7 separate regions of the Homo sapiens genome follow, and regions 1, 2, 3, 4, 5 and 6 are each linked to region 7. A link is a loop called in an ENCODE intact Hi-C map of the cell type or tissue named here. Cell type or tissue: mammary epithelial cell. All regions are shown on one strand.

Region 1 (4,000 bases), 250 kb before region 7:
AGAAATACCTCAACCCAGGAGCTTGGAAAATTCTTGAAAGTTATCTTTTTATTCCAGCAAATCCAACGTAATTGGCAAGATTCCTGACCATGCAAACCTGAGTCAGAATGAGTCGCCTTTACCCACCCATCTCCCCACAGCACCCAGAACCCAGCAGAGTACACTGGGCATCAATACATATTGGTTGTCGATTCCTCCATGGGAGCCCCAAATTCCATTTCTACAATGTCTGCTACATTGCCAAAACAATCCAAAAGCAGCACTAAAGAACATTTTGAAAATGGGGAAAAAAGCATCCATCACTCACCACTCTAACACAACTCTTAGTTTTGTGTGGAAAGTTCTCTTCCAGTCTTTATCCATGTGCAGACATATTTTTATAGCACTGTAGTCATAGGGAAAAACTGCAGCAGCTTCAGCCAAGAATCAGATACCATACAGCTCATGTCACTAAACTTTCCAAGTGAGAGCTTTTTCTTCTCTCATTCACTCTATTCATTCATTAATTCAGTCATTCAACAAACATAGATTTAACCATGGCTCTGGTGCTACGGCCCTGGGGAGTACAGAGATGACTAAGGCACAATCCCAGTTCTCAAGATGCTTCCAGTTTAATGGGGGAAACAGAGAAGACAGCAGGAAATTATAACACACTGGGATAAACATGAATGCTGTGAAAGCACAGAAGAGGAGCATTTAAAGTGGGCAGGAAAGGGTGTGGAGGATGGGGAGGCAGAGAATATATATATATATGCTTTCTTCTTTCTTCAGAAGAAAGCAAGGTGTCATCAGGTGGCCAAAAATAGTACTGTGTGACTGCATGGGCAAGTGGTAGTGGATGCAGTGAGAAAGGAAGGACAGGGCCAAATCATTAAGATCAAAGGTTTCTGTTTCATTCTGAAGACTGAGGGGAAGCTCTGGAAGGACTTTAAGCAGAGTAGTAGCACTGTCAGATGTGCATTTTAGAAAGATTGTCCCAGCAACAGAATGGAAGGTAGATTGTAGGGCATGAGATAGGTAACAGGGGACCCATTTATCAGCTTGTCACAATAATTCATCAAGATAAGGAAGGTCTAAACGAATGAGATGGCTTCTCCACATACAAATTGTGTCACGTTAGTGAGTGACTTAACCTGTCTGTGCCTCAGCTTCCTCCTCTGTAAAGCAAAAATAACAAGAGTATTGCCCTTGCAGGGCTGCTGGCAGGATTAAATGAAACACTGCATGCAAAGCACCTGGCACAGTGGCTGGTACCTAGAAGACACTCGATACATATCACTTCCCCTTTCCCCTCATCCTTTTTCCTCCACTTCACCCTTTCTTAAAGGCTGGCATGGTATGGAGCATGGAAGTGGCCAAAGCAGACTCTAACCCAGACAGTCTGACTCCAGAGGGCAGTGGAGAAAGTTTGCAAGTGCTATTGTCAGGACAGTTACTTAGAAGGATTGTTTAGCTGAGTTGAGGGCCCCGCTGAGGTTGGAAACTATGACTTTCTGGTGGGACTAACCAACAAAGTGATGGGATTTTCTCCAGCAATGTTCCTCCATCTGGGCATAAGCACAGAGGAGGAAACTGTCAGTTAAATTTATCCAGACTTAGGATTTTGCCTCATGGATGCAGCAGAAAGACACAGGGCAAGGGAATTGGGGATATACGCAAGATTCTGAAAGCAAACAGACCTGACTTCAAATCTCATCTCTGCTGTGGGACTTTGGGTAAGTCACTCAACCTCTCTGAGCCTCAGTCACCTCATTAAAAGGAAAACCACAATAGTATCTTCCTCATAAAGTTATTGTGAGGATAACATGAGATTACTGAAATGATGTCATAAGATGGGTAGTATATGCCTGGCACATACATATTAGTTGTTATTCTTATCATCATCATCATCATGTTCCAGGATGGAGAGGGAAGGTAGTAAGGTGAAAGGGGCTGATGGGATGGAAGAAATGGATGGAGGGGGCTCAAAAAACTGGAGAGCCTCCTGAGGTAAAAAGAAGAGCGTTGAGGCCAGCCAGCAAGGTGTAGATGGTAGGGGGTTCTGACTGATGATGAAGCATGGTAAGGCTAGGATGAGAGTGTGTCCTGTACATGGATCACGGATGTCCAACTCACCCAGAATGATGTCAGGACTTGGGGTGGAGAAGAAGACAATGAGCCAGATGTCGAACTCTTCGTTGAATGTGGGGGTGGGGGGGGGTTGACCAGGAGGGGATGGTTATAAAGAAGCGTCAACGAGGAGAGAAGTAGCCAGATGGCATGAGAAGGAGGAGTTCTTGGCTGAGGACGGAGGACTAACAGCCTGGAAGCAAACAGGGGAAGCTAGAGCACAGACCCCACCTCCCAGCCCTAGGGTGCCTGTAGTGTGGGAGTGTGGACAGTGTCCACTAGAGGGCGCTGGTGGCAAAGCCGTGAGATCCGCCGTGGAGACTCAGGTTTCAGCACTTCCAGGCCCGGAGGTAGACAATAGTGCTCTGTAAAATTTATCCAGGGTGTAGGGGGAATTGTTTACTGCAAGGTGGGGGCTTCCAGAGGGTACTGAGAAGAGTGAGAGAGGGCGGTAGTGGGGAGGTGGATGAGTCGGGGTGGCAGGGATGGGAGCACTGAGCAGTATGAGGATGGTATGGGAGAGGACAGATGACGAGCAGGGAGGCTTAACGTTTGGGCTGTGGCCAAGAACTGGGGGATGTGAAGCCTGGTGGGATTAACTGTCCTCGGAATTCCAAACGGAGCTTTTTTTTCCCTTTACATCTTTTGTTTATTATAAAAGTAGCACATGCTAGTTTCAAACAACTCTAATTATTGCTCAAGGGAAAATCTACCTCTCCTATTCTACTCCCCAGTGTTGACAGTCTGTCTATCCTTCCAGTCTTTTCCTGTATGTGTAACATATAATACCCTTAACAAAAATCAGATCCTACTATACTTACTCTTCTGCAACTTGCTTTTATCACAATACTATATTGGAGATATCATTGCACATCAGTATTTAAAGATCTAGCTTGTCTTTATTTGTGGCTACATCGTCATTGTCATCATTATACTAGTAGTTGGAATAGTAATGTGTAGCAATTATTAAATGCTCTGTGCCAGGTCCTATCTGAATATTTCATATGAATTATCTCATTTACTCTTCACAACTTCATGAATTGTTACTTTTCCCATTTTACAGATGAGAAACGGCACAGAGAGGTTAGAAACTTGGTCGAAGTCACACAGCTCATAAAAGCTAGAGGAGGAAGTCAAACCTAGGCAGTCTAACCAAGGCTCAAACTCTTAATCATTAGCATAGTAATGCTTAGTATGTCATTATTGGGATGTATTATAAATGATTTAACCAGTCCTTCACCGAGGTCATTTAGTTTTTTCAATTTGCTCCTATTTACAAATAATGTTTAAATGAACATCCTTATACATGGAGCATTTTGCAAAGGTAAACTCCTAAGACAGGAATTGCTGACTCAAATAACATTTCCAGTTGCCCTCCAGATGTGCATCAAGAGTGAATGAGTGTGCTGTTTCACCAGATTCTCACAAACCCTGGGTTTTAGTGACCTTTTAAATTTTTGCCAATTTGAGAGGTAAAAGCTGACATCTGAATCATCTCAATATTGTTTTAATTTGCATTTCTTAATTATTACTGATTGGTGTTCCTTTTAATAGGGCATAGGCCCTTTGCCTTTCCTCTGTGAATTGCCTGTTCATTATTCTTTGAGCATTTTTCTAGTGAATTGTTCATTATCTTCTCATTGGTCTACAGAAGCTCGTTTATTCCTTCCTTCAACAAGTATTTATTGAGTACCTACTGTATGCCAGGCACCAGTCTAGCACTAGAAATATAATAGTGAGTAAGCAAAACCTGAGCTTTCATGAAGCTAACATGTAAGCAGAGGAAATAATAGAAAAACAAGTAGCTAAATCATGTCATTGTAAATCATGGTAAGTGCTGTAAAGAAAATAATGCACTTCTTACACTGGAGCTGGTGGAGTATTCTGAATA
Region 2 (4,000 bases), 690 kb before region 7:
AGTAAGTAGCAGAGCTGAGATTTGAGCCCAGGTCTGTGTGACTCTACATCTGCACTTTTAACCAGCTGAATGGAAGACATTCAGGCTGTATTCAGACCCCATTTCTTTGCTCCGTTAGTTCAATCCTGGTTGGGGGTCTGTCTTCATGGTTCCAAAGTTTCTGCCTTTCCAGGGCCTTCATTTTACCTTGGGTCCTGACGCTGGCTGCCTACTCGTCAATGACTCCCAACATTTCTTCAGTCTTCAGTACCTGAATACCATCCTTCCCACCAACTTCCCCACCCCAGCTCTCTCACCACCCCTTTCCTTGCATACCTCATCCAGACTGTAAACATAACTGAATCTACAGGTTTTAAGAACCTTCTCCATATCCCACCCACTGTCCAGTCTCCATCCTTGGGTTCTTCCAGGCTAGCCCTGGATGAATATCAAGGCCCTGACTCTATTTCCCCTTGAGAGTTTATGTCTGTACCTGTCTAATTCTATGGTTCTGTATGCATGTGAATATGTATAAGATAGAGACTGGTATACAAAGGAGGTGGGAAGCACTTAATGGAAAAGAGGATGCTAGACGTCCTCAATGTGCTAGACAGTTCCACACAGTGAAGAATGCCCCATATTCTGTCCAAATTTTGAATGCCACCTCCCACCCAGTTATTCATGTAGGTTAAAAAAATCTGTTAATAATTAGCTGTGCCTAGAACAGAACTCTGATTTATACATAAACACAAAGTATTTTTTGCACAGTTTTATTTCAGTATATGCTGAAATTTCCAGGAATACAGCTACCATGTAAATTGAGGGAAAACTGCTCTTTGTTGTGTTCAGAACTCTCCCAAGAGTTGTCTAACATTTTTGAAGATCATATTGCCAACAACAACGCTGATCATGGTAATTGAGTCACTAATGCAATGCCCCTGCATGCGCCTGCATTTGTAGTGTTTGAGTTCATGCTGTTTCTGTACGTAGGTGCAAGCTTCTACCTGTTCCCCTACATCTTATAGCATGGTGTGGCCTCAATCTTTGCAGATGGAAATTCATTATTTATTACCAATAATTTCCTTTTATTTCTCCTTCACACTAGTTGGACCTCTCTCTCTCTTATATATATACACACACACACACACAAATATATAAAATTATGTGTGTGGTAGGTACATTGCTCTATGAGTTTCTCTGTCTCATTTTAGGACAGTAAAGGGGCTGTAGCAAAGTATTTGTCAAAAATTACAAGCACTTACTAAATTGCCTACACTGCTTTCAGTGCTTTACATACCAGTCTCAGTCAATCCTCACAGAACTTCACAGAACCTGAATGAGATGAGTATTATTTGCACTCTTATCTTGCAGATGAAGAGGTGCATAGAGGTTAAGTAATTTGCCCAAGGCCACGCACTTAGTAAGTGATAGACAAGTAATCTGAACTCCAACCTGTTTGACTCCAAATGCAGTACACATTCAGCTGCTTGCAGTGTGGTAGATTACATCTACTGTTTCTTATTCGTGTTAGAACAGGCTCAGGATGATTCCAAGGGCAGTGTATTCCAAAACTATTTGAGGATTCCTACAAAAAGTATAGACACCCCCACCACCTGAATGACTGAAAACACTCATGCATACATTTGGATATGTTTAACACACACACAGCCAATCAATGACCTGAGTCAAATTTAATGGTGTCTTATTCCTTAATTGCTTCTTGTGTCCAATTAGATTGTATAATGCCTGAAAGCAGATCTGTGCCAGCCATATTTTCCTTTTGAAAAAAATAAGGTACATAATCTGATGCTGAATGTTACAATGGGAACAAATAGGTTCCATCTGGACTGTCCTGTGCAATTCCCACCCCATCAGCAACTAGCCACATTAATAGGACTTGGTGGCTAACAAATGATATATTTAGACCTTTATTTCCCTCAATTAACACGATCTATCGAGTGAAATGTACATCGCATAACTACATGTCTTATTCAGAGAAACTAGCCATTCCTCTTTCTCTGTGTAAACGAAAGCTCAGTGGTTTTCTCCAGGCTTCCATGAAGAACTACAGATCTCATTCTCAAGCATATCTAAATTCCATCACTAGATGGCAGTGTTGCCCAAACTTTTAATAGAGTAGTAGGTCAGCTTTGTTTAATGCCATTTTCTTCATGAGTCCTAGATCGAATTAACCATCTTTCCTGCCACCAGAAAAATGTCCAGAAGTTTTCCATGCTGAGATTTCAGGAAAGATAACTTGTCTGTGGCAACTTGTTGACATTTAAAAAATAAGCTTAAACCTGTTCCAGTACAGCTGGGTCGCCTCAGTTTAGTTCAAATACCCCTTGAGTCTATATTGTGTTGAAAACACTGAGCTAGGTGCTGGGGATACACAGATGAAGTTGAAAGGGCCTGACTCTCTTAAGAAAGGCGCAATCTAGTTGGAGAGACTGGCGCACAAACAAAAAGCTCTATAACAATATCATAACACTGTGATAGGGTAAGCATAGGATGGGGCACCCATCTCAGTTTGGGGATTCAGGGATCTACAGCTGGTGACACTAAAAGCTGAATCTTTTCAAAAATTTATTTGTATTTGTATAAATTTAAGGGACACAAGGGCAGTTTTGTTACATCGATATATTAAATAGTGGTGAGGTCTGGGCTTTAATATGTCCATCTAAATGGATCTACCATAAAGATAATAATGATAATAATGTATGTTTTACTCATTATTTTCTCATACCCCACCACCTCCCACCATCCCACCTTTCTTGAGTCTCAAATATCTATCATTCCACACTCCATGTTCATGTGTACCCATTATTTGGCTCCCACTTAGAACTGAGAACATGTGATATTTGACTTTCTATTTCTGAGTTGTTTTACTTAAGATAATGGCCACCAGTTCCATCCATATTGTGGGAAAAGACATGATTTCATTATTTTTTATAGATGAACACTATTCCATTGTGTATATATACCACATTTTCTTTATCCAATCATCCATTTATGGACATTTAGGTTGATTCCAAAGCTTGGTGAATACTTCTGCAATAAGCATAGGAGTGCAGATATCTCTGCTATATACTGATTTCAATTCCTTTGGATATACATTCACTAGTGGGATTGCTGGGTCATATGGTAGTTCTATTTTTAGTTTTTTGAGAAATATCCATACTGTTTTCCACAGAGGGTGAACTAATTTACATTCCCACCAACAGTGTGTAAGCATTCCCTTTTATCCACATCCTTGCCAACATCTTTTTTTTTTTTTGACCTTTTATAATAGCCATTCTGACTGGTGTAAAATGATATCTCATTGTGGTTTTGATTTGCATTTCTCTGATGACTAGTGATGATGACCATTTTTTCATATGCTTTTTGGCCACATGTATGTCTTCTTTTGAGAAGTGTCTGCTCATATCCTTTCCCATTTTTAATGGAGTCATTTGGTTTTCTGTTGTTTTTGTTGAGTTGTATGAGCTCCTTGTAAATTCTAGACATTAGTCTCCTGTCGGTTGCATGGTTTGCAAATATTTTCTCCCATTCGGCAGGTTGTCTGTTCACTCTGTTGATTATTTCCTTTGCTGTGCACAGTTTAAAGTCTTATTTGCTTATTTTTTATTTTTGTTGCTTGTGGTTTTGAGGTCTTAGTCATGAATTCCTCGCCCATACCAATGTACAGAAGACTTTTTTTCCTAGGTTTTCTTCTAGGATTTTTATAGTTTCAGGTCTTACATTCAAGTCTTTAATCCATCTTGAGCTGGTTTTTGTGTATGGTGAGAGACAGAGGTTCAGTTTCATTCTTCTGCATATGGCAATGCAAGTTTCCCAGCACCATTTATTGAAAAGGATGTCCATTGCATTAGCCGACTTCAAATTGTACTGCAAGGCTATAGTAACCCAAATCGCATGGTGCTGGTATAAAAATAGACACACAGATCAAAGGAATAGTATAGAGAACCCGGGAATAAGGCCATATATCTACATATCTTTGACAAAGTAGATAAAAACATAC
Region 3 (4,000 bases), 52 kb before region 7:
TTTAATATATTTTAGGGGGCTTAAATATTAATTTCTATTAAGTATTAGTTCCCTATTGAAGCAAAAAATACACTTTTTTTTTTTTTCGAGACAGAGTCTCGCTCAGTCGCCCAGGCTGGACTGCAGTGGCGTGATCTCAGTACACTGCAAGCTCCGCCTCCTGGGTTCACGCCATTCTCCTGCCTCAGCCTCCTGAGTAGCTGGGACTACAGGCGCCCACCACTATGACTGGCTAATTTTTTGTATTTTTAGTAGAGATGGGGTTTCACCGTGTTATCCAGGATGGTCTCGATCTCCTGACCTCGTGATCCACCCACCTCGGCCTCCCAAAGTGCTGGGATTACAGGCGTGAGCCACCGTGCCTGGCCCCCATTTTTTTTTTTTACTTTTAATATACAAGTATTTGAAAGTGAATTAGTTACTGTTAGAATGGCTATGCTAAGAGGAAAAGCCCATCCTTTTCAGTTAGTTCATCATTGTTTCAGGTATTTGGCAGAAGAGAAATTTGTATACAACGAATAAGGGTGGAAATTATATTTTTAAGTACAAGAATGTGATTTGGTCTTAAAAAAATATGTACCTTACTCAGTGATTGAAAATGGAGTAATAGTATTGTGGGAATGATATTCTAAGGGTTATCCTTAATGATTCTGAAAAAGCATTACTAAACACAGAATGCCAAAATGGAATTAAAGGCATTAAAAAATTATACGTTGACACAATTTCACTTCTAGGTATATACCCAAAAGAATTGAAGTGTTGAAACAAAAACTTGTGCATGAATGTTCATAACAGCACTGTTCACAATAGCCAGAAGGTGGAAACATCCCAAATGTTTATCAACAGATGAATGGATAAATAGAATATGTTATATTCATACAATTGAACATTACTCAGCCATAAAAAGAAGTGAAATACATGCTACAACATGAATGAACCATGAATACATTATGCTAAGTGAAAGAAGTGAAACACAGAAAGCCACATTCCGTATGACTCCATTTATGTGAGATATCCAGAATGAGCAAATCCATAGAGATAGAAAGCAGATTAATAGTTGCTAGGGGCTAGGGGGAGGGGTAAATGGGAAGTGACTACTTAATGGTACAGGGTTGCCATTTGGAGTGGTGAGAAAGTTCTGGAACCAGATAGTGGTGGTGGTTGTACAATATTGTGAATGTATTTAATACCACTGAATTGTACACTTTAAAATTGTTAAAATGGCAAATTTTATGTGTATTTTACTACAATAAAAATGGAAAATAAACTTTATACATATATTCTGTTCATAATAGCAATTTTAACTTATCAAAGAAGAAAATTTTTTAAATTAAAAACATATAATGAGAGAAATGTGAGTCATTTATAATTACACCATTCTGAGAATAACTACTGTTAACATTTTGGAATATTTCTTTCCATTATCTTTTATATATTATACTAAGACTTTTTAAAATTTTTTTTCCATTCTTTATCTGTCTTTGTATCAATAAATCTGAATATTTGGTTACATAACAGATCATATTGAATATGCAATCACTATTTAAAAGATTGTGGGGAAGTCTTTATGGTTTATCTTTGTATATAAGTAAATTATATTTTGAATTTCCTTTTTGAGAAGTCAGTCTATATTATGAAAGTATATGCTTCACGAGAATTTTCACACTAATAGGTACAACTTTTCTTCCAAGAAAAAATATCCTATTCACCATAAGTATGCAATTTTAACCTGAAATGTGAAGTCCTGTGTATGTTTATGCCACAGGGGAAAACAAGGAGATTATTACAGAATTTTAATACAGAATGTTAAAGTTGAAGATAGATAATGAGCATGTTTTATACAAACAGAAGCTTCTAACGTAGCACTTTTCTGGTGGAAGTACAGTTTGAGAATTGACCCCCACTGGTTAAGTGTGTTACTGCAGTGGAATTCCTAATTAAAGGGATGAAAATGCCCAGATTAAAGCAGGAAGAGGGCAAAGTCTAGAAGTCCCAAAGCATAGAGGTAGATATCTTCGCTACCAAGACAGATATCCCTGTGGTCATGAGGATGAGGAACGTGACCACGATCAGTGGTAATAGCCACCCAGTTTTCAGATGATCAGGAAACAAATGAATTGCCACGCGTCTGGCTACCATCTTACTGTCTTTTTCATGCAAGGTTTTTAACTCGGTCTATTTGGGAACTTTCTTCTGATAACATGTCTCTAATTTTATAATGGAAGTTAGTAGGAAAGTAGGATTTACTTTAGACCTTGTTTTAGGAGCTAGAGTGCTTCTGTTTGATAATGTGAGGGATGTTTGACAAATGGTTTTACAAATGGCTGTAACTAATTTCAAGTCAATATTGAATTGACAGACTAATCAATAATGCTTCCATATGTTCTATTTCCTCAGAATAGTAATTATAACATTTAAAATAAGTGTTTATGGGTAGCCTCTGAAGGAATCTGGGCAGTCATTAAAAATAACAGCCATCCACAAAAGGCAGTAAGGACAAATTAGAGCAGTGGCCCCACCCTTCCAAGAATAACTGATCATTGCCCACATCATGATGTACTTATTGTCCTAGTAGGTATGAGAAGGATGAAGAGTGAATAATTTGAGGAAAAATTTCATTAGCTGATAAATTGGAATGTCTACCTGCAAGGCTAAAATGGTTGTTAAATGAGGAAAATTGCTCCCCTAGATAAATCTGACATGATATGCTTTGTGTTTGAACACGGAAACTCATCACCATTGTTCTGTGTTCTTCAGTTGACATCATTTTCTTAATTCTGAATGACAGGGTGATTGACAGACATGGTGCTTTGTAAAGAAAGAAAAACTCATGCAGCATGTTGGAGCCTGCCAAAATGACATAGCCTGGAACTTGTAGAGTTAAACTGTTTGGGAGCCATGTTTCCTTTTTAAAAATCTGAAAGGATATAAAACCAGACATTACAATGGACTGGAGCTTGACTTGAGGGGTGATTCTATGTGTGTCACCTCATAGGTGCTCATTTTCAGGATGATATAAATGAATAAACTTTTTGTTTGTAGAAGAATTCGTATAGCAAGTATGTTACCAGTGATTTTGTGGAAGCTAATGTAGCAATTTGCTGACAGAAGTCAAAATATTTTCTAAATTGTAATCAAGCGTCTTTTACTTCTGTGCTTTAGAGACAAGATCACTTGAAGGCATGAAGTAAAAATATTCTCTGTATTCTAAAGTAACTCCTTAGATCAGATTTCAAAAGATTAATGACATTTTCACAAACCATTAGTCACTTTCTCCTATATCTGGCTACCTGGATCACTGGTATCTCACTTTTTCTATACAGCTGTCACCTGGGCAATACATTGTGGTCCCAAGACAGACTGTTCCATTGGAGCACACAATACGTACATGGAATCAACCCATGCTGGGTGGGGCTGGCCAGCACAGTTATTGTATGATGCCAAAAATCTGTCCCTGGACTATAAAGCTATACCTCAGGCCCCTGATCTCACTCTGTCCCTAAAGTACCAAAGCATCTGTCATTGTATTTGAGCCTCGTTGGACTCCTGGTACTCAGAAAGCTGTGTTTCACTTTAAAAGCAACCTCCAAGGCACACCTCTTGAGTGATCACAGCTCAATTCTGACGTGTTCAGTTGCAGTTAATAATAGGGTGCTTTTGTAACAACCTTCGTGAGAGTAAACAGATGAGATGAATAAATTGGCTACTGTCATTATCTCCCACATATTTTAGAAGTTAATGTTCTTTTCACCCTCACTCCCCCCTTAAAGGTTTACATTTTTTAGCTCCTCTTAATGTGCCATTGAAAACAGAGTTCCCATTCATACACAGATGGTAAGCATGACTCATGAAGTCACCCAGCGAAATGACTTCTGGTTGTATATGTTATGTTTCCCCTCTTGGTTAGTTTTTCCCAACTATGATATACATCATGTTTTTTCTCTCTTCTAACTTAAAAAATATGAGCTTCATATATCCAGGAAAATGCTTTTCACAGTAC
Region 4 (4,000 bases), 1.1 Mb before region 7:
CACCATCATCACCTCCGGAAAGTGTAGTCCTGCCCTAACCCAAGTCACCCCCGACAGTAAATTTTACCTTCATGTTGAGAAAGCTTCCTGGTGCTTAATCAAGAGCTGGAGTTCAATGAGTCCTAGACAGTGAGAGGGGCCTGAGCTTCAGCTCAATGGAAGCCTGCTGTGTGCCACAAGACGGAAAAGTGGAAGAAGCTGCAGTGGGAGACAAAGCCTCGGTCCCCCACCCATCCACACACACCTACACTCACACACGCGCACATGGGCGCGCACGAACTACCATTCAGGCAGTCAGTGGGCAAGAGGAAAGATAAGTAAGTACCATACACACCTAAAAGATGAGAGAATTCATCCAGACATATTACAGCCAGTTTGGGGCCCCTGACTGCAATGTGAAACCTCTCGCTGCTGCTAGGTTTACAAACAAGCCCATTGTCCTGTGCCTCCTAATATCATTTGTACTGAAGACCCCATCTGGGGACTTGAGACTTTGGTCCCAGCCCAGACTCCTCAGACTTTTCTCTCAGTTGGGATGCTTCACTCGCTGGGGGTGTTTGTTTGCCCTCTCATTTTTCAGTACTTCTACAGAATTTTCTCTAGAGTCAGTCATTATGAAATGTACTTCCCTCCATCTTAACCTATCAACTTTCTGCCCCTCCTTCAAGGCCCAGTATAAATGCCACCTCCTCCATGAAGCCTTCCCTAATTCCACCCCAAACCCCCACCTTCAACAATATTTCAACGCTTCTGCAATGATGAAAAAGAAACATAGTTGTAGTACTTAGCCTACCTAGACCAGCAAGCATTCATTTTTAGCTCGCTCATTTTTTACCATGTTTTCCAGTCTGTTTAACTTCTGCAGTGCCTTCACTACACTGCCTTACATAAACCAAATCACAATAAAGTTCATATTCAGTACATTGATCAGTCTTGACTTGAATTGATGGCATGGGATGGATGGCAAGAGTGACCATCTGTTAAGACTTGTTTCAAAGCCACTGGAGGTGGGGGTTGAGGTACTTCATGAAATCTGAGCTCAGGTAAAAGTGTGATGGATTCAAAAGCCCTGGCTACACTCTGATGGTACAGTTCTTTGCATTCTGGGGTAGTTGGAAGAATGAAGAGGGGCCTTTATTTCATATTTAGGGACAGCTAGGTGCTATTCGGGGTTACTTGAGTTTGAAACTCCTATTTGGGATTGGACTCGAGGCCATAGGTACAGTAGCCAAATCTTTCAAGGGAAGATCTCTCAACAAGACAAAATACCAACTCCCCTTTCCCAGCATCTTCCTTAGAGCCGAAGGGATGTGTGAAGACTTCACTCATTTGCTTATACAACCTGCCATCTACCATCTTAGGGTAGGCAAAGGGGAAAATTCTTATTTTTCTTTCTGACATGAAAAAGTGCCTAACCAGGGGAGGGATCTCCAAAGGAGTAGCTCAGGAGAACAGTTCTCAAGTACAGCCCTCACTGTCTGTCCCTATAACACTAACCCAGAACACACTAGAGATTTACATGTTGTAGATTTTTGTTAGACATGAAATATCCCATGTGGATAATGCAGTCATTCCATATGGTCACCAGATGGCACTATGGTATTACAATTAAGCTCAAAGATGCTACTGCTTTTTTTTCCCCCCAAGGATGACAATTTTTCCCCAGACAAAAAAGGGTAGAATGCCCTCTTTCACCACTCATATTCAACATAGTATTGGAAGTTCTGGCCGGGACAATCAGGCAAGAGAAAGAAATAAAGGGTATTCAAACAGGAAGAGAGGATGTCAAATTGTCTCTGTTTGCAGATGACATGATTGTATATTTAGAAAACCCCATAGTCTCAGCTTAAAATCTCCTTAAGCTGATAAGCAACTTCAGCAAAGTCTCAGGATACAAAATCAGTGTGCAAAAATCACAAAGCACTCCTATACACCAATAACAGACAAGCAAAGAGCCAAATAATAAGTGAACTCCCATTCACAATTGCTACAAAGAGAATAAAATACCCAGGAATATAACTTACAAGAGACGTGAAGGACCTCTTTAAGGAGAACTACAAACCACTGCTCAAGGAAATAAGAGAGGACACAAACAAATGCAAAATAAAGCCATGCTCATGGATAGGAAGAATCAATATTGTGAAAATGGCCATACCGCCTGAAGTAATTTATAGACTGAATGCTATTCCCATCAAGCTACCATGAACTTTCTTCACATAATTAGAAAAAAAACACTTCAAATTTCATATGGAACCAAAAAAGAGCCCACATAGCCAAGACAATCCTAAGCAAAAAGAACAAACCTGGAGGCATCATGCTACCTGACTTCAAACTATACTACAATGCTACAGCAACAAAAACATCATGGTACTGGTACCAAAACAGATATATAGACAAATGGAACAGAACAGAGGCCTCAGAAATAACACCACACATCTACAACCATCTGATCTTTGACAAACCTGACAAAAAGAAGCAATGGGGAATGGGTTCCCTATTTAATAAATGGTGCTGGGAAAACTGGCTAACCATATGCAGAAAGCTGAAACTGGATCCCTTCCTTACACCTCATACAAAAATTAACTCAAGATGGATTAAAGACTTAAATATAAAACCTAAAACCATGAAAACCCTAGAAGAAAACCTAGGCAATACCATTCAGGGCATAGGCATGGGCAAAGATTTCATGACTAAAACACCAAAAGCAATGGCAACAAAAGCCAAAATTGACAAACGGGATCTAATTAAACTAAACAGCGTCTTCACAGCAAAAGAAACTATCATCAGCATGAACAGGCAACCTACAGAATTGGAGAAATTTTTTGCAATCTATCTATCTGACAAAGGTGTAATATACAGAATCTAGAAGGAACTTAAACAAATTTACAATAAAAAACAATCGCATCAAAAAGTAGGCGAAGGATATGAACAGACACTTCTCAAAAGAAGACATTTATGCAGCCAACAAACATATGAAAAAAAGCTCATCATCACTAGTCATAAGAGAAATGCAAATCAAAACCACAATGAGATACCATCTCACACTAGTTAGAATGGCAATCATTAAAAAGTCAGGAAACAACAGATGCTGGTGAGGATGTGGAGAAATAGGAATGCTTTTACACTGTTGGTGGGAGTGTCAATTTGTTCAGCCATTGTGGAAGACAGTGTGGTGATTCCTCAAGAATCTAGAACCAGAAATTCCATTAGACCCAACAATTCCATTACTGGATATATACCCAAAGGATTATAAATCATTTTACTATAAAGACACATGCACATGCATCTTTATTGCAGCACTATTTACAATAGCAAAGACGTGGAACAAACTCAAATGCCCACCAATGATAGACTCTATAAAGAAAATGTGGCACATACACACCATAGAATACTATGCAGCCATAAAAAAGAATATGTTCACGTCCTTTGTAGAGATATGGATGAAGCCGGAAACCATCATTCTCAGCAAACTATCATAGGAACAGAAAACCAAACACCATATGTTCTCACTTATAAGTGGGGGTTGAACAATGAGAATGCATGGACAAAGGGAGGGGAATATCACACATCAGGGCCTGTTGAGGAGTGGGGGTCAAGGGGAGGGAGAGCATTAGGACAAATACCTAATGCATGCAGGGCTTAAAACCTAGATGATGGGTTGATAGGTGCAGCAAACCACCATGGCACATGTATACCTATGCATGTTCTGCACATGTATCCCAGAACTTAAAACAAAATTTTAAAAAATTTAAAAAGGGTAGAAAAGAAAAGGAACTAGCATTTTAAATTATCTGCTGTGTATCAAACTCCACATTCAATGCTTTACATATGTGATCTCATTTTAATGCCCATAACAACCAAATGGAGTGCCGTTATTATCCCTGTTTTTGAAGGATAAGAAAGTTAAGGAAAAGAGGGAGGCAAAATAACTTGCTCATGGATGTTCATCCATTAACAACAGATGGCTTTGGTATGATTGTTTTTATTTAACTCCGGAACT
Region 5 (4,000 bases), 250 kb before region 7:
CTCTGTCCTCTACCTCTAGGCAGAGTGAGCAGCAGCTTGTACAGTGAAATTTAAGGTCCTTCTTCCCACACTAATAATGTCAGATCGTCCCACCACCAATACAGGGGAGGAAAAACCCTGAGTTCCATTTCCAACTCTGCCATGACTTGCTCTGTGACCCGAGGCGAGTCATCATCCCTGTCGGTGACTCAGCTGGCTACCCATAAAACGAGAAAGTCAGTCTGAGTGGTTTCCCTAACTGGGTTCCTCATCAAAATCACCAGTGATACTGTTAATAATATGCAGATAATTCAAGTCCTCATCTCGGACTTACTGAATCAGACTCTGAGGATTAGGAGCCACACTGCATCTGTATTTCAACAGCATTCCTGGTAATTCCATTGTACAGCCAGGTTTGGGATCTAGTGAACCAGATGACCTCAGGGTCCCTTCTGCTCCTGACAACAGGTGGTTCAATACCTCCCTCTGTACTTATGTACCATATCTCTAAGTGAGGTGCTGCCCCCTGCCCTTCTTGCTAAGTGGGAGCCCATTCTCTTATCAGGAGCCCTGAAGGCTTTAGCCATTCCTTTGTCAGATATTTAGCAGTTACCTTTGAGGACAGGACCCAGAAGGAAGGAGTACACGTATTATTGATGGGATCAGGGGAGTGAAAAAAAAAAAACAGCAGCAGCAACAACAGAAAAATGGGGGAGCTGGATCTGCCTGAAGGCCAAGACAGCCTGAGATCCTAATGGGGGCATGGAGGGCATTGACAGATTATACGTACAATACTCGAGCCTCATTTTCCCTGGTATCCTCTCTGTCTTGGCCAGACAAAACAATGCAAAGAGGTACAGCTAAGCTGGAAAACAGCCCTCTTTTTAGGTAGTGAGGTCTTTGGGCCCCTACGATTGATACCAGCAAGTGAGAATGTAAACACAACTCTCTTCACCACTGGGACCATCTGACGTCAGTCCCTTGGCTCCAGCATGTCTCAAGATAAGAGGACTGTAGGAAGCCCTGGGCCTTGACATTAGGACGCTCTAGCTTTGAGGCAAACTCTGAACTATGGTTTCTCTTCTGATAACTGGGATCCTGCCTTCTTTTGGTGATCAAAAGTCCCCGTCTCAAAAAAAAAAGTCCCCATCTCCTGCCAGTTTTATATACCCCGACTATGCTGACCTACATGCCTGACTCCAGCTGTGTGCTTGCATCCACATTCATTATTCATTATTTATAAGCACCTCAGTTAATTAGGCCAAACGGAAGCAAAACACATGGTCCTGGCCCTCACGAAGCCATCAGGCTAGCACAGTGGTGTTCAACCTTATCAGACTTAACATCCTCTCTTTTATAATAAATCTGCTTTTGCTTCACCCCTTTACTATCCTGAAATTAAATTTCTAGGTACTATAACCTACCTACACGCATAAGTTCAAAAAGATAGCTATATGTCCTGCCACATAAAGAGAAAATAAAGCAATACATAATAAAACACTATGTATTTAACTCTGTAAATGCTCACACAGGACTACATTGAATGATTAAATGAAGTAGTCAGAAGCTTGTGCCTTTATATAGAATCCCCATGAATGCAACAGTTATGGACACAAACTGATATGTTATATTGATTAATTCCAAAAGCAACATCACAATTGTTGACATGATTTCCTGAAATGGTGAATGAGTCTGTGTGATCCTCTGTAACCATGTAATCTTCCATATCTTTACAGAATAGTTGATTAAAACTGTGGGGTCGGGGCAGGGGAAGCAAAACCCTTTATGCTTAGGTATAAAACATTTATAGTAAAAGTTTAGATAATTAGAAAAGCAGTTTTCAGCTCCATGGAAGTCCAGCAGAACATTCAAAAATTATTCGGGATGCTAGACTATTTTTCATTTTGCAAGTCTGTCGTGGGCGTTGGAGAACATCTAGCATCCCCATTTCCAGTCCTCTGAATACCCTCTTGCATTTTCCAAAAGTCCCCTAGGGGGCAGTATTGTCTCAGTTGAGAGCCACCAGTCTAGTCATTCAGTTTCTGTGGAACTGGGATTTTGTCTGGTTCTTCCCAGGCTCCCAACTCCTTCACCCTTGCCTCCAAGGACTAGAGTCCCATCCTTGCTACTAGCACCTGGCAGGACTCCTAAGCCTCACCTGCTCCTGCTCAGTTCAGCTAGGCTGGGCAGGACTTCTGCTTTCACCAAAGCCAAGTGCTTCTCTAAATTGATACCTGTTGTTGCCACTCTCTTTGGGTGCCCCACTAAACTCAGCTGCAGTTGAGTTTCCTGCTCCATCCCAACAGGGTGCATTTTGCGGCATATGCCAGCTCTTCCACTCTGAACTTCCAATCTCCAGCCCCCTGACACTATGATCACCCACAGACCCAGGCCGTTGATAGTCAGTAGAACAGGTCCAACTACAGCAAGGTTTGAACTTGTGCCTCACCAGAACCCTGTGGCCTTTTGCCTTCAGCTAGATCCCCTTCTGATATTGAAACAGGAAAGAATTATCTTCTGCAAATAGAAAGAAAATGAGAGTCAGACCTTCTGTTAGGGCCCTCTTCTACCAGCCTTTAAATAGTTTTCTTGTCAGCCTCACACAGATAGCCCCAAACCATTTGAGAAGCCAGCACAGCTCCCTGCAAAGCACTGTAGCAAAAGGACTATGTACTCTGGAATCAGATGGACCTGAGTTCAAGTCCAGGGTCTATCTCATACTGCTTAAAGACAAAGAAATTCACTTAGACTCTCTGAGCTGCAGTTTGCTCACCTGGAAAAATGGCAACAATAATGAATGTCTGGAAAATGCTTAGCACAGTACCTGCCACATAGTAATCTGCTAGTAAATGGTTGTTATTTGTATTATTCTAGCAATCACATGGTATGTGCTGAAAAGTGGCTTCTGCTGACCTTACCTGTCCTATCCTATATATTTGCACTGTATCTTCTAGACCAAGGCAGAGTTTCCTGTGAGGCTCACTAGGATGAATCTGCATCCTGGGTTGAAGTTCCAACAGTGAGAAATACCAAGCTGGTAAAATCTCAAGGACTCTCTTCACCCAGCCATTGAGAATGTATTTTTATTTTTTCTATTCTGTCTCATTCCACAAAGAAAATCTTTTATGTAGCATTGAGCAAACCAGGATGGGGAAGCAGAATTAACTAGAAACTATACTTAAACAGGTTCCCACTTTCCTATAAAATTCAAGAATTGTCTGCAAAGGTGACTGGTGAAGTTGGCGGCATTGTTAATCACCTAAAGCAGCGTTTGCGCAATACCAGAGCTTTCCGAGGAAAAGGAGAAAACACAATCAATCATCCAGGTGCCAAAGAAGGCATTCAGCTCCTGTGCAGAGATGATATTAAAAAGTTACCTCAGTGCAAGCAACTAGATTAAGACAACAGACATCTTGAAGGTTCTAACCTGTTTGCTTAGCATTAAGAAATGGTGTTGAACAACCCAAAAACTATTGCATGAAACATCCACACATTCATCAATCAGTCAATATTTATGGAGCACACACTACATGCCAGGCACTATGAGAACTATAGAAAGCAGAGGAGCATAAGACTTTCCAGAACCAAAAAGAGGAATGCTTTTACACTGTTGGTGGGTGTGTAAATTAGTTCAAATATCGTGGAAGACACTGGAGATTCTTCAAGGATCTAGAACTAGAAATACCATTTGACCCAGCGATCCCATTACTGGGCATATACACAAAGGATTACAAATCATGCTGCTATAAAGACACATGCCCACCTATGTTTATTGCGGCACTATTCACAATAGCAAAGACTTGGAACCAACCCAAATGTCCATCAATGATAGACTGGATAAAGAAAATGTGGCACACATACACCATGGAATATTATGCAGCCATAAAAAAGAATGAGTTCACGTCCTTTGCAGGGACATGGATGAAGCTGGAAACCATCATTCTCAGCAAACTATCGCAAGATCAGAAAACCAAACACCGCATGTCCTCACTCATAAGTGGGAGTTGAACAATGAGAACAC
Region 6 (4,000 bases), 160 kb before region 7:
GACAAAATATTAATGCATTTTTTTACTCCACTAGTAATTGACAAAGAATTGTTATTTGTTTCATACTTAAGGTTAATTCTAACAGTGATGAAGTTTGAGAGGATGAAATTACATATCACCGACCAATTAAACTATCCCTTTTGTCTTTAGGCTGCATCTAACCATTCCAGATTTTCATCTATCTATCTCATAAAATCTTTTTGGAAGGAGATTTTTCATCTTTCCTTGGTAACATATTTCAGTGTCTCTCAATCTTTCCATAAAAACTAAGTTCTTATTTCTGTTTAACCTCGGTTCCACCTGCTGGAGTGTAATGTCACTATCTTTTGTCCATCCTTAGCCTTGTTATCATATATTGTTAGTGAGAGGCAATGTAGTATAATGGCATGGTTTTTGGAATCAGACATGCCAGCATTCCAATCCTAGCTCTGTTACTTTCTAGGTGTGTGATGTTGGGCAAATTACTTCTGAGGTTTAATAGCCTCATCTGTTAATGAGTAACCTCAGAGCATTGTTGTGAAGATAAAACGAGATAGTATCTTATTCTGAAGGATTATGGGGTAGGACGAGGTATGGTATTGGAGACCTAAAAAGTGTTCAATACATACTATAATAGCTATTTATCTGATTATGTGCATGTATCTGACTTAATTCATAAACTCTTTTAGAGCGGGAGGCATACTTCCTGAGTACGCCCTGGATTTCAACAGAAGTATAGTGTTGTGCACATAGTATGGTGCAGAGGCTCAATATTACTGAATGAATAAATTGTTTTGTTTTTATTCCCTGAGTGGAATGAACAGCCCCCAGCTATCTGCAAGATCCCACGCATGTAGAAAAAAGGTGACAAAAATCAATCTGCAGTTTTTAAATATGCAGATACCTGACTTTATCTAGATGTTTTAGCATGGTGTAGATACAATGCAAATAACTTACGCTTTCTATTTCTATCACGTTCATTTCTACGAATTTTAACATTTGATTATTGTCATTATTTTTATTATTAAGCTGCACTTAGGCACCCAGAAAGGGACTGACTCATATGTCTCCTCATCCATCCAAGCATTTAATTGAGAAATTTTAAAAATGAATATTAAGAGCTAATTATATACTTGAACAAAATCTTTCAATTTGTGACTAAGTACATTACCTTCCCTATTTATCTCTAAGATCTGAGCACTACAGATAATATTCCTAATTGCTTTGTACCCAAGCCAAGAAATAAAAACCAAAACCAGAAAAGTCCACCACTGCAAGTCCCAAAGCACAATTAGTATCTTTGAACCAGTGAAGTATTAGTTAGGACTTTATTTTTGGCTTTTAAATGTTTAAACGGGGCAAGGAGGGTAAGTTGGGGGAACAAGTACAAGATACATAGATTCAGTCGGACTTGAATATTTCTCCATAAGGAAAGGAAAGAGTACCCTGGTGTGTGCTTAGGCTGGAATTAAAAAGACAGCAGCGTGGCCATTTCCTGGATTGCTTTGTACACACTTTACAGGGGCGGTCTCAGGTATGGAGCTCTGGGCACCTGCTCGCTCACACTCCAACAGTTCAGAAACCCGTGTATTTGAGGCCGGGTGGCTCAGGTTCCACGTAACTGGGCTTAAGTGTCATTAATACTGCTTGCGGCGGGGGGTTACTGAGCTGTGCTTTGGGACCTGGATGCTTACTTCGGACTTTCTCCTTTCTTCCCCCCTACCCCCACTAGTTTCCCTTTCCCTCCTTCCTTCCCGGGCGTGCCCACCTTCTCCCTTTGCTCCCACTTTCCGCTGTCTGACTCTTGTTTCCTTCACCTTCCTTTCTAATCGGCTTCCTGTCTTCCAACCTCTGCCGGCCGGAGAGATTGAGATTGGGGCTGGGGCTGGGGCTGCGGCTCAGAAGAGGCACGAGTCGGGCGGGACAGGCGCGAGGCGCCCAGCCGCGAAAGCGAGGAGCGCGCACCGAGGCGGGGGCGCGCGCGGGGCAGCCGCGTGGCTAGGCAGACGGGGCCGGGAGCGGCGCGCGCGCGCCCCGCCAGCCTCTGGCGCGCCCCCGGCGGCCTGAGCCGCAGCGTGCTCGCCCCCGCCGCCAGCTCGCCTCACTTATGGGTCGGAAACGCTGCGTGGGGGAGACTGTTCCAAGATGGCGGCGGGTTGCTGCGGGGTGAAGAAGCAGAAACTGTCCAGTTCGCCCCCCTCTGGCTCGGGTGGCGGTGGTGGCGCCTCCTCCTCCTCCCACTGCAGCGGAGAGAGCCAGTGCCGAGCTGGGGAGCTGGGACTAGGAGGCGCCGGTACGCGGCTCAACGGGCTGGGAGGTCTAACCGGAGGAGGTAGCGGCAGCGGCTGTACCCTCTCTCCCCCCCAGGGCTGCGGCGGCGGCGGCGGGGGGATCGCCCTGTCGCCACCTCCGAGCTGCGGAGTGGGGACCCTACTTTCTACCCCGGCCGCCGCCACCTCTTCCTCACCCTCCTCATCGTCCGCCGCCTCGTCCTCATCGCCGGGCTCCCGGAAGATGGTGGTGTCAGCAGAGATGTGCTGCTTTTGCTTCGATGTGCTCTACTGTCACCTGTATGGATACCAGCAGCCCCGGACCCCCCGATTCACCAACGAGCCCTAGTGAGTACCGTGCCCTCCGCCGCCCTCTCCCTTGCGCTCGGGATGGGGCTCAGAGTTGAGGCAAAGTGCGAGTCCGCCTCCCGGCCGGCGGATGCCCCTGCCCTCTCGCTGCCCGGGTCCCCGGAGCTACTCAACTGAACTAAGGGCACCCTGCGCTTTTTGCCCTCCGAGGCAGGCACCCCACACTTGGAGCAGGGTGCTGCTGCAAGGAATGGCCCCGTGGCTCCTAGAGGTGTTAGCTTTCTCTTTGCGATGACTTCGAGGAGTTTTGACTCCTTTACTTGTCTCCTTCACCACCCCCACCACCCCTCACCCTGCCCCGGTTTTGGAGATCTGGGTTACTCAAGGTGTTGACCTCTCCTCACTTTGGTTTCCATTACCCCAAGTGAAAGCCCCGCCAGTATTCCCGCCCCGCGTATCTTGCACATGGAGAACTACTATCCCATTGCAGGATGAAAAATAGCAACTATCCAACTTCTGTTAGTGATGGAACTTAGCTCTGGAGCTTGTGAGGTTACCCATCTTCTCCTCTGGGTTTTCTTGTGCCCTGGGAAGGGGGGAGGTTTCTTAAAACACATTTTTCCCTTACTACTTATTTTTATCCAAATACACCCATTAAAATGTGTTTCTCGTGTAGCGAGCGCACTGCCGGCTTCCTCACATTTGAAGAGTGCGACCTTTTTTTTTTTTTTTTCCATTCCACCGTCTGGATAATAGCTCATTCAAAGAGAACTGTCCCCACAGAGCCACGGTCAGTTTGTACATTAAGCGTGCATTCGCTTTTGTGTCGATTTCACTTTTTAAGAAATCCATGTTATACTTGATGATTTGAGAACAGTTAAATAGTAAATGTGTAGGAATTGTTATGGTTTCCTTTGGTTTTGTATCTTAAATTATTTTACCCTTCAAGTGTGTGGTTGAAAAATTTTAAAATAGCACTGTTACAGCTAAAAGCCAGGTTAATTCTAATCCCTGTCCATTTGGATGTGTGGGAGGTGGGGCATATGGTTTTTTTTTTTTAATGTGTAAACTGAATGTAAACTGACTTTTTGCGTTAAATGCTAGACAGAATGTAAAGACCAAGAGAGGGCAGAATGAGAAAAAGTGCAATTGCTTTTATTTGAGTACTTAGCATCAACAAGAAAAATAATACAGAAAAAATTTCAGTGAAACTCGTACTGAAAGGCATCAGCCCCTTTTCCAGCTAAGACAAGTGCCCCTTGTCCCCCATATCATAAATACCTGAATTGATGTTCTTTTAAAACTGCTCCTTTTCATTTTGTGAGATTAGAGGATTGGACTACTGTTGTATAAGTATAAACATTTCTGCCTAGACTAAAATATTAAATTAATATGTAAAGTGGAAATTACAATAAAGTGTCCTGGAAATTGTGCATTTGTAC
Region 7 (4,000 bases):
GAATCCAACAGGTGGACCTGACCTAGCAGAATATGCACTGAAGTCCAAGGACCCAGGTCCCAGCTTCTACTCTTACCTACTCTTACCAAGCTGCTGTGTGACCTTAGCTGTGTCTCTGCTGAGCTTTACGCAAGGGGGAGCCAACTCTTGGATCATCTGAGGCAACAAGGTTTCAACTCGTTCTGTATCAGAATCCGCTACAGCAGTGGCTTTCAAACTTGAGTGTGGGTCAAAATCAGAATCTCTAGGAGGGCTTCTTAAAATCCAGCTTGCTGGGCCCTACTTCAGAGTTTCTGATTAGAGTTTCTAGTAGATCTAGGGTGAGGCCTGGAATCTGGAATCTGAGAATTTTTATTAATAACAGGTTCCCTGGTTAGGCAGATACTACTATTCCAGGGACCACACTTTGAAAACAACTGTCCTAGGGAAGTTGTGGAAAATGCAGCTTCCTGGGCCCTGCCCCATAGAGTTGAATCCAGGAAGTCTGAGTGGGCCCTGGAATCTCCACTGTAGTAACAAGCGCTTCAGGATGATCCTGATGCTTGGGTCCTCCAACCATATAGGAGAAACACTGACTTAGAGGGAATCCTGGAGCTGGAAGATGAACCAAGAGACCTGGGAAAAGCTGCCAGTGAAGGGGACAGAGTCTGGCCAGGTGTGAGGAGCAGTGTCTCCTGGAAGGTGAGAAAATTAAGGCAGAAAACACTTGACTTAACCATTTGCTCCCACAAAGGACTCCTGAGCACCAATCACTTCTTCCTCAGCAGGGACAATCCAGTGGTCTTCAGAAACTCACCTACCCACCTGTTGCACAAGGCTCAGCCCTTCGCCAATCAGTCAAATCCCTCAGGTCCCCCCTCATCCACTAACCCTTTAGGAGCCTCAGGATTTACCAGAGTTCCTATACTTTCACCTGCCCTTACCTGACCAGTATAGTGGAGCAGGGAAGCCTCATGGAAGAGGGGAACTTCTCTAACATCCTAACACTAGCTAGATGGGAGGGGCAATGGGCTCAATGGTATGGAGGAGAAACAGGAAACTCAGCCTGGATACTGATGTCAGCATGACCTTGGGGCCAGTTTTTGAGCTGCCATTGGCCAAAGTACTTCCGCTTTAACTGGTCCCAGAAAGTAACTAGCACAGGAGGTCCAATCCTCATCCTCCAGAAGATGAGCTGAAAGCCCACTCAAGAGAGAGGTGGCCTGCCTAGAACAAACAACACTGAGGTTCTTAACCCCAGTTTCTTGAAATGTCCTCCAAAAACATCTGAATTGCCTGTATTTCAAAACAGCCTTCTCAGGCAGGCACGGTGGCTCACGCCTGTAATCCCAGCACTTCGGGATTCAAGGCCAGCCTTGGCAACACAGTGAAACCCCACCTCTCCTAAAATTACAACAATTAGCTGGGCATGGTGACGCATGCCTGTAATCCTAGCTATTCAGGAGGCTGAGGCATGAGAATCCCTTGAACCCAGGAGGTGGAGGTTGCAGTGAGCCAAGATCACACCACTACATTCCAGCCTGGGTGACGGAGCAAGACTCTGTCTCAAAACAAAAAAACAAAACAAAACAAAAAAACAACCTTATTACTGGGTGTCAAGCCTGAGGGTCACTGCTCAGCAATTCTGAAACAAGAGCTCCCTCTAGTGAAATAGAAAGGGATTTCCCAGCAGACTTGAAGCAGGCCCTCCACCCCACCCCCTGCACCCCAGCAGCCTGGGGAGACCAAAGGACTCCTTCTCAGAACAGTGTTTGAAATGCATAAAATAAAAGCCAAAGGAATTCAATTATATTAAAACACAGTTACCAAAATATTTTTAAAATTTTGTAATATACTAATTATGTTTCTTTATAAATACATTTAATCACAAGATCTAGCAGCAGGCCTAATAACTACCATCACTTTCAAAGCAGATGAGCATAAACACTATCCTGAGATGGCCGCTACTACTGAAATGTGATAGGAAGCCATCTGTGATTGCTACTGACAACAAAGACACAGGTAGGGCTAATACCACTGGTGCTTGTTGTCTGCGTTCATGTGCTACATTTCTGCTAGAGGTCAGTGAAAATAAAGATGTGACTTCCCCCCATTCAAGTGAATGAACCCCTTAAGATCCTATTTGTGAACCCCAGGTTAAGAACTGCTGCCGAAATGAAAACAAACACAACCAACCAATCGAAACACATCACAAGGATGAAGAGAGGGGAACTCCTGAGTTGTGTCACCAGCTGTAGGCAGGACCAAGCTGTGGGCCTAAAGCTGTGTGGGCACTTTCCTCCAACCACCTTGTGGCTGACTTCCTCCCAACCCATCCCACTAGAACCTCTGGAAGCCCACCACCACCACTGGCCTGGGGTGTTTATGATCAACCAATCTGTCTATACCTGCCACCTTTCCCCAGAATGTCCCTTTCACCTCCTCACCCTAAGGAACCCTGGCTGTCCACTGAGGGTGTGATTTCTTCCACTAACAGCTCTGAGAAGGCTGTTCTTTTTTAATCCTTCTATTCCTGCAGCAATTTTTTGTGGGGGAAGGGAAGTTGAAGATTCCTCTAGCCCTCCATTATTGCTTCTAGACGTTTACTCTTCCCTCGTTCTCTTTCAAGATTCAGTTCCTCCTCTTTGTCACTGTCACCTGTTGTTGGCCTCCAGGTCATTGAATTCACCTCAGATCAGTGTCACTTAGCTTACCACCTTCTTTTATACCTTTTCCTGATGGCATTCTGGGTGATTTTAACATCCATGCAGGCACCTCTTCCAATACCCTAACCTCGTGGCCTCCTGAACCTCCTCAACTCTACAGGTCTACTCCACCGCACTAACCACAACCTGCCTTCTGTCATCACTTTGAACTGCCCCGCCTCTGCTGGGATCATCTGACCACAACCTCCCGACAGTTCAGCTTTCATATCCTTATTCCTACTATGCGCATGCCCCTAGACCTCCTCGTGACCTGTGATCCCTTGATGCTCCTTACCTCCCTCCATAGAATTCCTCCTTGTTCCCCAGCTCTCTTCTAGCCTTTCTTCCACACCAGCTTGGACCCCATGGCCTCGAACTCTGACACCAGCACTCTCAACTCCCTGGTGGGAAGCAGAACTCTTCATCCCCCTCTCCCCACACTTCTATCTATCCCCTCACTAGATCATCCCCAAAGGGTGGCTTACTAAAGGTGAGAACCTAAAAAACTGCTCAAACCACATTTTATTAGATTAGTAGGCAGGGCCACAGTATATTGGCAAGCTGAAACCATACTAATAATAGCAAACAACTTATATACCACCATTACATGACAGGGACTGTTATAAGCACTTTATATATTAATACATTAAGTCATTTAATGCTAATTACAACCACATGAGGAAGTACTGTTATTATTTTTATTTTACAGATGAGAAAACTGAAGCTTGGAGAAGGTAAGGGAACTTGGCCAAAGTCACACAGCTAGTAAGGAGGAGAACCAGTATTTGAAACCAGGTAGTCTAGCTTTGTAATGGGCAGCATGTGTATTTCGTCGTGCACATCTCAGCAGAACCTGTCTCTCTGCATAGCCAGGCCTCTTCACTTTCCTCTCTAGCTTCTCAATGCCTTTGATAGGGTGGAAAGTATGGGGGGGCCTGTGCTACACATCTAGCCACATTATATTCTCTAGGTACAGAGTGGGAAGCTCACCTAGATGTTGAGAACAAAGCTGCAAGCTCTCGCCCAGCACTAAAGATACTGGATGCCTGCTCAGCTAATAATAAAGTGCTGCTCTGTCTCCCATTCTGCTATTGCTCCTTGGGTGACCTGTCCTTGGTCAGAAACCTGAAAGCAATACAGTGCGTTGCAGGATTACCAAAACTCTCCAGAACCCCTCAAACATCCCTCACTTTCTAGATTTTCAACAATACTGACCCTACTTACAAAGCCTCAACATTGGACGGATCCCTCCAGCCAGATGTCCTGCACCTCCACTTAGGCTGCTGAACCCCAAATGGGGTAACCGTACAAACCAG

Evidence for each region. Hi-C counts contacts between places; a loop is a spot of excess contacts. Peaks named below come from ENCODE experiments on the same cell type or tissue, not always from the same donor. Only the 100,000 strongest peaks of a DNase experiment are listed, where the experiment ranks them.
Region 1: a loop joins it to region 7, with 11 times the contacts of the local background. A loop is called at or near these places in 108 of 110 quality-filtered maps.
Region 2: a loop joins it to region 7, with 13 times the contacts of the local background. A loop is called at or near these places in 20 of 110 quality-filtered maps.
Region 3: a loop joins it to region 7, with 2.6 times the contacts of the local background. A loop is called at or near these places in 3 of 110 quality-filtered maps.
Region 4: a loop joins it to region 7, with 13 times the contacts of the local background. A loop is called at or near these places in 2 of 110 quality-filtered maps.
Region 5: a loop joins it to region 7, with 9 times the contacts of the local background. A loop is called at or near these places in 108 of 110 quality-filtered maps.
Region 6: it touches region 7 in a loop (7-fold over the local background); 43 of 110 quality-filtered maps call a loop at or near these places.

The regions. Positions count from the first base shown.
Region 1 is chrX:110,411,715-110,415,714 of GRCh38, reverse strand. All of the region lies in intron 1 of RTL9 (retrotransposon Gag like 9), which reads right to left. It also overlaps a transcript of AMMECR1 not described here. Among named protein-coding and RNA genes, the nearest start is that of RTL9, 55 kb to the right of the region's middle. In mammary epithelial cell, a CTCF peak has its summit at 2,388 (motif pointing right); no DNase peak of the experiment used is centred here; H3K27ac peaks cover 851 bases; H3K27me3 peaks cover 143 bases.
Region 2 is chrX:110,845,582-110,849,581 of GRCh38, reverse strand. No RefSeq gene overlaps it. Among named protein-coding and RNA genes, the nearest start is that of CHRDL1, 52 kb to the right of the region's middle. In mammary epithelial cell, a CTCF peak has its summit at 2,077 (motif pointing right); no DNase peak of the experiment used is centred here.
Region 3 is chrX:110,210,350-110,214,349 of GRCh38, reverse strand. All of the region lies in intron 3 of AMMECR1 (AMMECR nuclear protein 1), which reads left to right. Among named protein-coding and RNA genes, the nearest start is that of SNORD96B, 13 kb to the left of the region's middle. In mammary epithelial cell, a CTCF peak has its summit at 1,883; a DNase peak (open chromatin) is centred at 3,789; H3K27ac peaks cover 2,654 bases.
Region 4 is chrX:111,242,026-111,246,025 of GRCh38, reverse strand. It overlaps CAPN6 (calpain 6), which reads left to right. Exons shown (of 13, transcript NM_014289.4): 13 at 1-927. Among named protein-coding and RNA genes, the nearest start is that of CAPN6, 26 kb to the left of the region's middle. In mammary epithelial cell, a CTCF peak has its summit at 1,582 (motif pointing right); no DNase peak of the experiment used is centred here.
Region 5 is chrX:110,406,311-110,410,310 of GRCh38, reverse strand. The region is part of intron 1 of RTL9 (retrotransposon Gag like 9); the gene reads right to left. It also overlaps a transcript of AMMECR1 not described here. Among named protein-coding and RNA genes, the nearest start is that of RTL9, 49 kb to the right of the region's middle. RefSeq lists an enhancer at 2,234-2,283. In mammary epithelial cell, a CTCF peak has its summit at 1,979 (motif pointing right); DNase peaks (open chromatin) are centred at 200 and 2,000; H3K27ac peaks cover 157 bases; H3K27me3 peaks cover 234 bases.
Region 6 is chrX:110,316,196-110,320,195 of GRCh38, reverse strand. AMMECR1 (AMMECR nuclear protein 1) reads left to right here and starts at 2,111. Exons shown (of 6, transcript NM_015365.3): 1 at 2,111-2,597. The coding sequence starts at 2,125. It overlaps LOC105373312 (a long non-coding RNA gene), which reads right to left and starts at 1,944. Exons shown (of 4, transcript XR_938504.3): 1 at 1,748-1,944. RefSeq lists silencers at 1,929-2,078, 1,811-2,145, 2,339-2,398, 2,443-2,598 and an enhancer at 2,119-2,248. In mammary epithelial cell, no CTCF peak of the experiment used is centred here; a DNase peak (open chromatin) is centred at 2,045; H3K4me3 peaks cover 2,641 bases; H3K27ac peaks cover 2,738 bases.
Region 7 is chrX:110,158,306-110,162,305 of GRCh38, reverse strand. The region is part of intron 5 of TMEM164 (transmembrane protein 164); the gene reads right to left. Among named protein-coding and RNA genes, the nearest start is that of SNORD96B, 65 kb to the left of the region's middle. RefSeq lists an enhancer at 1,178-1,711. In mammary epithelial cell, a CTCF peak has its summit at 1,649 (motif pointing left); a DNase peak (open chromatin) is centred at 1,375; H3K27ac peaks cover 601 bases.